Linked DNA regions of Homo sapiens: region 2 is linked to region 1. Evidence: chromatin contacts called from ENCODE Hi-C or POLR2A ChIA-PET data. All regions are on one chromosome and are shown on one strand. The core of a region is the stretch at or near the end of the contact, and the rest is flanking DNA. Distances in the headings are between cores, read along the strand shown.

What was found. A loop is a pair of places that touch in the nucleus more often than their neighbours do. ChIA-PET counts read pairs that join two places held with the same protein, here RNA polymerase II (POLR2A). Pooled maps may share reads with other maps.
Region 2: a map of CD4-positive, alpha-beta memory T cell shows a loop between it and region 1 (5-fold over the local background). The contact joins the enhancer-like site here to the promoter of TMEM106B in region 1. A Hi-C loop is called at or near these places in 1 of 168 maps with a recorded cell type or tissue (CD4-positive, alpha-beta memory T cell) and 6 of 50 pooled maps. POLR2A ChIA-PET finds 5 or more read pairs at or near these places in 1 of 52 experiments (GM10248).

Annotation. Positions count from the first base shown.
Region 1 is chr7:12,209,566-12,213,824 of GRCh38, reverse strand. TMEM106B (transmembrane protein 106B) reads right to left here and starts at 2,531. Exons shown (of 8, transcript NM_001134232.2): 1 at 2,400-2,531. RefSeq lists enhancers at 1,814-2,330, 2,723-2,772, 2,331-2,849, 2,983-3,132 and a silencer at 2,233-2,542.
Region 2 is chr7:12,727,602-12,731,860 of GRCh38, reverse strand. No RefSeq gene overlaps it. Among named protein-coding and RNA genes, the nearest start is that of ARL4A, 42 kb to the right of the region's middle. RefSeq lists an enhancer at 2,234-2,757. Within about 2 kb of position 2,545, at least 8 of the 41 ENCODE cell types and tissues checked have a DNase peak (open chromatin) inside an H3K27ac peak, as active enhancers do.

The DNA of each region.
Region 1 (4,259 bases), core at 1,282-3,781:
GAATTTTATTTTTGGTTTACAGAACAAACATTAAGAGAATGTTCAAACTACCTTTTGGATTATACCTTTTGGATTAGGATTATATCCAATCAAAATAATGTCTGAAACAAAGGAGCCATTTACTAGAGTCCAGAAGTGTTTTTTTAAACAAATAATGTGAAATGATGTCCTATCATGCTTATGATGAGAATGGGCTTTCAAACATTAACATTTGACAAAAGTCTACACCTGCAGGTTCTCTGAAAAGAAACATGCAGGTTTCATTTTTCTTAAAATAAAATAAAAATACATTCTACCTTTTAACTAGTTAGCACTAAAGGCAAAAATTGCTTTGGGTAGACGATAACTAGGTATTTGATGTATATCACCAAGTAACTTCAAAGTAGTACGTTTCAGCCTCTGAAAATTCACGCACCTTTGTGATAAATACAATCACCACTCTTTTCCATCCTTAAATTTCTTGCTTTAAACATTTAAACACTCGCAACAACAATAAAAAGCCCCAAAATTCCAAAATCACAGTTTTTTTTTCATTCAACAGTTGACAGTTAAAATTATGAAGCCAATGTTCCAAAATATTAAATATAAGTTACCAATACAAAGCAGCAAAATTTAGAACACTAACTTCAAAAATTTTAGGATAAGAGTATCAAAATAACAATACAAATGTAAAAATCTAAGTAGAAATAAATAATTAGTACTAGTGCCTACACAAAAATAACTTCTGCAGGTAGATAATGAAGTAACTTTATACTTAAGGTCATACCCTTTTAAAGCTGAAAAGAACTTAACAGTCATATAATACACCCTGCTGGTATTTTCCTGCTTATATCCTGAGAAAAAATAAAGTGAAAAAGTAAAACTGAAAAATAACATAATTATACTCCTTCTAAATTTGATATGTCTTTTAGCGGTTCCTAAAAATAGATTACATACATTCAGACAGATAGTATTTCTTTCAAAAATTCTCACTTATTTGATTAAACAAAACAGACATTCCAAGTAAGTCAGTTCATCCTAGAGTATGAAGAAAATTTTACTTTCTAGAACTGGCATGCCTGATAGGAGCCTGCTTGGTGGGTACAATGTGTGTTGCTCCAGTGCTGGATGCACTAAGGGCTCTGACTTCACCAGGATGTTGTGTATCAATGTAGCAAATGGCACTTGTACTCCATGAATATACACAAAATAAATACAAAGATAAAAAAATAAATAAAATTCGCATGCCATCCACTTGTTGCTGTCACTCAAATAAACAGAATTTAAAAAACTATACAAATGGTATGCAAACAAATGTAAAATGAGATTTTCACTCTTTCAAAAAAAAAAAACTATGTATTTATAAAAATCACTGCCCACATCAAAAATACAAATGATTTATGACTTCTAAAAAATCATTGTCTTAATCAACACCTGTCAGCCACAGGTAGGATAGGGAAGACTTAACATCACTGTCCCCACACACTGTAACCTTGGGGTCTATGCGGAACACTAGATGAATTGGGATCATTGGGCCTTATCAGCAAGGCCTTAAGGGCACTCTTTCTGGGATCTCAGTCAACACAGCCAGGCTGTAAGCTGCATCTTAACTGGAGCGCGTTGAGAAAAAAGACACAGAAAGGCAGACTCAAGTGGCTCTCCGTTTGAGCCTGTTTTCTGTCCTAATCTAATAGCTGCCATGATCGATTCTGCTTTAGGGTAGGTGTTTGGACAAGTGCCAGACTCTGTGAGAAACTGGGAATCCCTTGCCTTCTCTACTAGATTTTCCTTAGAGAACTGACAAGTGTAACCACTTTTATTCTTGGGAGACTCAATGGTTTAAAAAAGGGGTGCTAGACCCTCTTCTGCAACCTCTGTGGGCTCAGTGTTATTTATTATAGCGGTTCCTTAGTTTACTGAAAGTCAACATGGATATCAGACTCAGTTTGGAGAGAAAAAATATATCACAGCACTCCAATTTAAATGGCTCCTGATCTTCTGTGTAGACACTGGTTTTAGTTCTAAAAGGGCTTGAGAACTAAGGAAACAAGCGCCTTTGAAAAGCTCCATAAACAACACCTAGCACAAAGCCTACTCTGTAAAGCTGCAAAATAAGATCCCGGCACCACGGCAAGAACATTCATCAACAGCAAAAGGAAGAGGGCCACCTGGCGCTCAAGGTGTGAGGGCCTAGAGGCAACCCAGAGGTAGGGCTTGGGCCGAAGCCGAGTGTTCCCTGGCTGGGCCTCATTAGAGGCGACACAGCAACTCGATCACCAGCCCTGACCGCCGCCGTACCTGCGGCTGGCCCAGCACCCCAGCGGCCTCCCCTCCTTGTCAGGCCCGGCTCAAGCCGCGGCGCAGCCGCTCAGCCTCGCTCCGGAAGGGGACCTGGGGACTGCACGTCCGGGGTCGCTCACCGGCACGCGGGGCGCTGCGCAGTCCCGGGCTGCTTCGGCGCGGACAGGGCCGAGGACAGGGTCGTGGAGTCCACAGTCCCGGGAGCCGGGGGGTGGAGCGACCGGCCTGGAGCGCGCGGCCGCCGTAGAGCTGGGACGGGGGAGGGGTAGGATAACGACGGCATCAGCAGAGGCCAAGCGCTGCTGTAACCTGCGTCCGCGCCTGCGCAGAGCGCTCCCGGAGGGACACCCCTGGCGTGCGCGTGACGCATGCGTCCTTCTTCCTCCTGTTTGAGCCCAGAGGCGTCGATCGTGTGAGATTGTGCGCTCTTCAGGTTTCATTACCTTCGCGTCCCCCAGACTTCAAAGTGTCCACTGTAGCCACGAATTACCTAGGAACAGTCGCTCCTCCTATTTCCCATATCAGACCATTTCCTTTTGCAAAGGGTATAAATGTGCACCATCTGCCTCAGCTTTCAGCTGAGCAGCCTCCTCGCTCACGCAATGCGAGTTGTCGCTGACAGTCTGGTCCTTAGGAATGGAATAAACTGGTCCGTACACACGCCGCTGACAGCAGCAAAGCTACCTCTATTTTAATTTAGAAACTGGCCAACTAGAAGGAGACAGCAAGCGGCAAGGCCGTAGTTTTTGTTTTTGCTCGGTTTCGTTTCGCTTTGCCCACGCTGCCCCTCCCCACCCCTTAACTCTGGTGCTAGTTACAGGTGTGTGAAATCCCGTCTCGGATCCCAGTACTTAAGCTCTTCGCTGTGGGTTGGGGCTGCCCTCCCCCAACGTCTAGGTCATTTCACTTAGAAGATAAGAACAACGACAAGGAGTCGTTTTGAGGGATCAATGAGATGCCGGTAATAATATTAAGGGCACTCTAGTCTCATTCCTGCGGAGAGTTTAACGTTTAATGAATGGTAGGCATTCTTACAGTCACAGGAGCAAGGAAGTGAGAGTCATATATTTCTCTCTTCTAACAGGATCAGTGTGATCCTGTTAGAATCAGGGAATTCTAACAGGAATTGGGAAATGAAGCTATGTAAAAGTAGGAAATACAAGTCAGAACGATATACAATTTAAGAGGATTACTGTAGATCCATATGTGAGATAATGAGCTTTCTCATACAATGTTGTCGGAGATTTAAAACTCCTAAGTTTTCTGGCAGACAGTCAGTATGTATCAAGACTATTAAAATGTTCACATCGTTTGGTCCAGCAATTCCACCCTTTCAGAAGTATCCTAAACCTAATGAGAACTCTAAAAAGATTTGGGTATGAGGTGTATCCATTTAAATAAACTGAATGTCCAACAAGGGACATTGATAAAATCATTATTTTTCAACCGCTTTTATTTAGCCCATATTTTCCAAAGGGAAGGGTCAGGGTGTCTTCCATTAACACTGTTTGAAATTTCAAAATTAATAGGTTGGTTAAAACAAATCAGAATCATGGGGGAAAATTTTTCTCAAAATTATTGACAGTCCACCTGTGGAGATATGATGTTCCCCTTGGAATTACTGAGTTTTTAAAATTATGGAATAGCCATCTATTGAGTTTTTATAAAGCCAGTAAAAACCATCTTATAAGGCTGTTATACGCGGAGTGATATAAAATTAAAATCAGGATGCAAAGTATAGGATATGAGGTATTGTAATAGGATGTAAACTATATTCACATATAGATAACATATAGATATAAATATATTACATATCTGCCTTGAAATGGAAAGAAATATACAAAATATAAACAGTTGCCTGTAGTTTGAGAGCATGGATGTTTTTTCTTTATTATTGTTAAATAGGCAAATGGTTCTATAATGTAATATATATTATTCTTAAGTGAAAAAGTTACTTTTTTCTTTAATTCTTAAGGGAG
Region 2 (4,259 bases), core at 1,296-3,795, 520 kb before region 1:
GAATTCAACTAAGATTAGATAGTTTTTCAAATCAAAAATATAAAATCCAGATTTTAGATCAAATTTGTATGCAGAATGCAACATGTTAAACTATAAACAAATAGAAAATATGAAATAGAAAAAAGAAGAAAAATTATCACACAGGAAGGATTTTGAGATTTTTCAATCAATATATTTCCTTTAGAAACAAGTATGGAGAAGAAAACAAGAGTATTCCTTTTTTTTTCTTCTCCTTAAAGGGCAACCCAGCTTTTGTCTTTGCAAGTTCAAAGCTTAGTGAGAGATGTGCCTAAACATGCTGTTTTGGGGATGTTTCCCAGGTCACCCATATCCTGTTTACTTCTAATAGAGTCTGCCTTGCCCCATGCATGCTGTTTTCCTCCTGGTGTCTCAGCACTGCCCTCCCCTGCCTGACTCAAGTTCACTTGATAGAAATAACCTAGAATGGGTGTTTGTGTAAAGTTTGCAGGACATCTCCTTAAACTGAAACCCAAAATATCCAAGTCAGCATATGTTGTTGGTACATGTGAACTCTGAATCTGTCTCCCTAGATGCTAACCTTTTGTTCTAAGCTCCAGAAGCCAGCATGCTCTACCTTTCTCTAAAGGTTGAGATCAAAAGTAGCCCTTTAAAGGGTGAGGAGACGAGGAATGAGGAGGGTGACAAAGGAGTGGACCTTAAAAAATAGGTATTTCCCCAAGAGGGAAAGAACTGTGGGGCAGGCATGAACAAAAAACACAGGGATCCTGAAAATCTGGATCCTGTTTTTCCACTTTGCTGCTAGCCATGACAATTTGGGGGCTGTATGCTACTTTCTACCCTCTTTAATCTGACTGGGAGGGATTGTGAGTCTTCCTTCAAGACCCTTGTCAACCTCCTGAAGCAAACCCTAAATTTTTTACTTTATTTTATTTGATTGAATGTTGATGATCTATAACTGCATATATTTATGAGCTACAAAGTGATGCTATGATACCATATGGAATGATTGAATCAAGCCAATTAACATATCCATCATATCAAACATTTATACCTCCTAACTGAAACACTGTCTTCCTTGACCAGTATTTCCCCATTTCCACCAGCCCCCAGCTTCTGTTAACTACCATTCCACTCTCTGTTTCTATGAGTTTCATTGTTTTAGATTACACATAGAGTGAGAACATGTGGTATTTCTCTTCCTGTGCCTCGCTTACTTCACTTAGCATAATGTCCTTCACGTACATCCCTGTTGTTGCAAATGACAGAATTTCTCTCTTATTAAGGTGAATAGTTGTTTTCCATTGTGCATATGTACTACATTTTATTTATCTATTTATTTGTTGATGGACACTTAGGTCCATTCCACAACTTAGCTAACTCTCTTTTCCAGCCCAGGCTTATGATGTCTCCCTGTTCCTCAGTGTTTGCATAATGATGGATTAAAAAAATTACAATAACAGGTGACATTTGGTGGAAAGAGGACTGTAGCTAGAGACATAACATATGGATAGATGTCCTAGATCTGTCAATTAGAAGCTGCATAACTTTAAGCATATAATTTTTTGTGCTATGGTGGCTTTGAGTAAAAAAGAAAAAAAAAGTTTGCTAAGAATGGGAGGTCTTATAGGAACTTCAGTTTACTCTTCTATAAAATGTGATTTTTAAAATTCTCAATTTAGGGTGAAGAGAGAGTTCTTGGGAGGTGCTGTTATGAGATGAAATTCTGTATGTGAAGTACCAGTACAACCTTGGCACATTACAGTTCAGTGGAACTCAGAGGTTTTCTCCAGGGGGGGGTCTATGAATGCCATGATTAGTTAGCCAAGATCCCTGTCTTCGTGGACTGTACCTTCTAGAGACTGTGTCGGTTATTTGGAGGAGTAACTGAAATAACATACTTCAAAGTGCTTGGTAAACTAAAGACTTTTTCATGTGTTGTTTTTTAAATTAAAATGTCCTCTCAAAAATATAACTTCAGGCTTGTACATTTATCAGATGTCAGTCCTCTTCACTTGTGGTAATTTCATACAGAGTAATAACAAAATTGCTGAGAGATTCAAAATCCAAATATAGAAGGCAGCAGTTGCTTATTTAATGCAATGAAATGCTAATCCTTGCATTTTTTATTGTTTTATTTGTTTTAGTCTTTATAATCCCAAGTATAGTGCTAAGTCTTTTGGAAATAAGAAAGAAACTAAAAGAATATATCTATTTTTAGCTTTCTGCTAAGCTATTTCTTGCTCTCCTGTAGTTATTCCAAAATTGGTTGCAGTTTTATTTAAATAATTCTAAGAGGAAAAAAATAAACTTGTAAAATAGAATATTAAATGCACACTACCAAATTTAATTGATTTTTAATGCAAATATAAGTAGTACAGGCCATGCTAAACGTTTATTACCAACTGTTTGCAAAACAATCTGTTTACCCCATTCCGAGCTTCAACCTGCCTTAGACCCTGCTCAGGTAGCCCGACACCCAAAGAGGGCAAGATAGGCTTCCTCCCACAACACTCAGGCTGCCTGTTGGCTCAGCTGGGGCCACCCATTGTCTGGCTAATGGAATCCTGGAACCCAGCCAGAGCTGCAGCCTGCTTGCGAGGTTTAGTTCTGTTTTTGTTTTTAATGATCACACACATTTTGGCCTAAACTGCAAACAGAAGATAGTGGGGCGGGAGTGGGGCGGTGGTGGGGAAGAGGGGCGGGAGTGTAGTCTTATTTTATTTAGAAGAGGAAATCCAAAAAAGTGAGCTCTGAATACAGTTTTTTATGTTGTAAGAAATAAGTTTAGGTAAATGATTGAAATCGAAAACATGGCAAAGAAAGAAAGAAAAAATGGAAGAAGCCCAGCATCTCAAATTGTATCACAACAAACTGTCAGAAATATCACCAATAAATACACAGCCTTATGAGTAGACTCAAATTTTTAAATTACCAAAAATAAAAAAGTCAGCCTGGGCTGGGTACAGGGGCTCATGCCTGTAATCCCAGCACTTTGGGAGGATGAGGTGGGCAGATCACGAGGTCAGGAGTTCGAGACCAGCCTGGCCAACGTGGTGAAACCCCATCTCTACTAAAAATACAAAAATTAGCCGGGCGTGGTGGCATGTGCCTGTAATTCCAGCTACTCTGGAGGCAGAGGCAGGAGAATCACTTGAACACGGGAGGCAGAGGCTGCAGTGAGCCAAGATCACACCATTGCACTCCAGCCTGGGCGACACGAGCGAAACTGTCTCAAAATAAAATAACAAAAAATAAGGCCTGAAAATAAAAAGGGTTTTAATTTTGCTTACAATTTCTAGACTTTTTAAAGTTTTATGAACAGTTATTCTTTAAACTACATTCATGGTGTTTGTGTGCGTGTGTGTATACAATTTAATCACATCAAAGAATTCACATAGATGAAAACTCTAAGAAATTACCTTCCAAAGATGATGTCAGCAAGTGAAGAGGGAGTGTACATAGCTGCTTGTTTTTTAGTAAACTACAATTTAAGAGTCCTGAAAGGCAGATGGCTGGCTGTCAGGAAATGAGCTTAGTCAAAGGAAATGGGAGATGTCTGGTTCAGGGGATTTGAGGAAGGCTATTACCAATGGGTGCTTTTATTTTGCTTTCCACTCTAAGTCAGGATACATGCTTTGTTGTTCCCATGTACGAAAAAGAAATACCAAGGTGATAAGATAACATCTGGGACAGTACAGGGCTCCAAGTTTCTCTATTATATATAGAAAGCTGTTCACTTGCATCTTTCTTGGTTTGGGCCAAAACACTATGCTGGAAGAGGAGGGGAATATTAATAATGGGTTGAGCACTGATGAGAGATTGAAGCTGGGCAACTATTCTCTGGTCTAGGAATTTGGAATTGAGACACTGAAAGGCCACATTGAATCATCTGCCAGGATTTTCACAGACAGGCCAGATTCACAGGGACGTGTGATGGTGTGTCAGTGGTAGCTGAAACCCCCTACAATCCATCCCAAATTAATACACGGTCTAATTTAAAACAGTCAGCTCGCAGCTTCTGTACAAGTCCTATAACACTCCAACTACAACTACCACAAATTTTTGTTCTTTTACGCTTCCTATATGGAAATGTTTATAGGAAATTAGTCTCCAGAGACCGAAGAATATAGCAGACACACGTGGAGAAGCTGGGACAAAAAATCATGTAGCTCTAGGGAGGGAGAAAAACAGAGAGTCACTTCCTGACAAATGTCCAGTTCGCGTGAGGCCAGCTATATGTGCTGCACTTTTCTTTCATGAGAGTCCCCAGGGTGCTT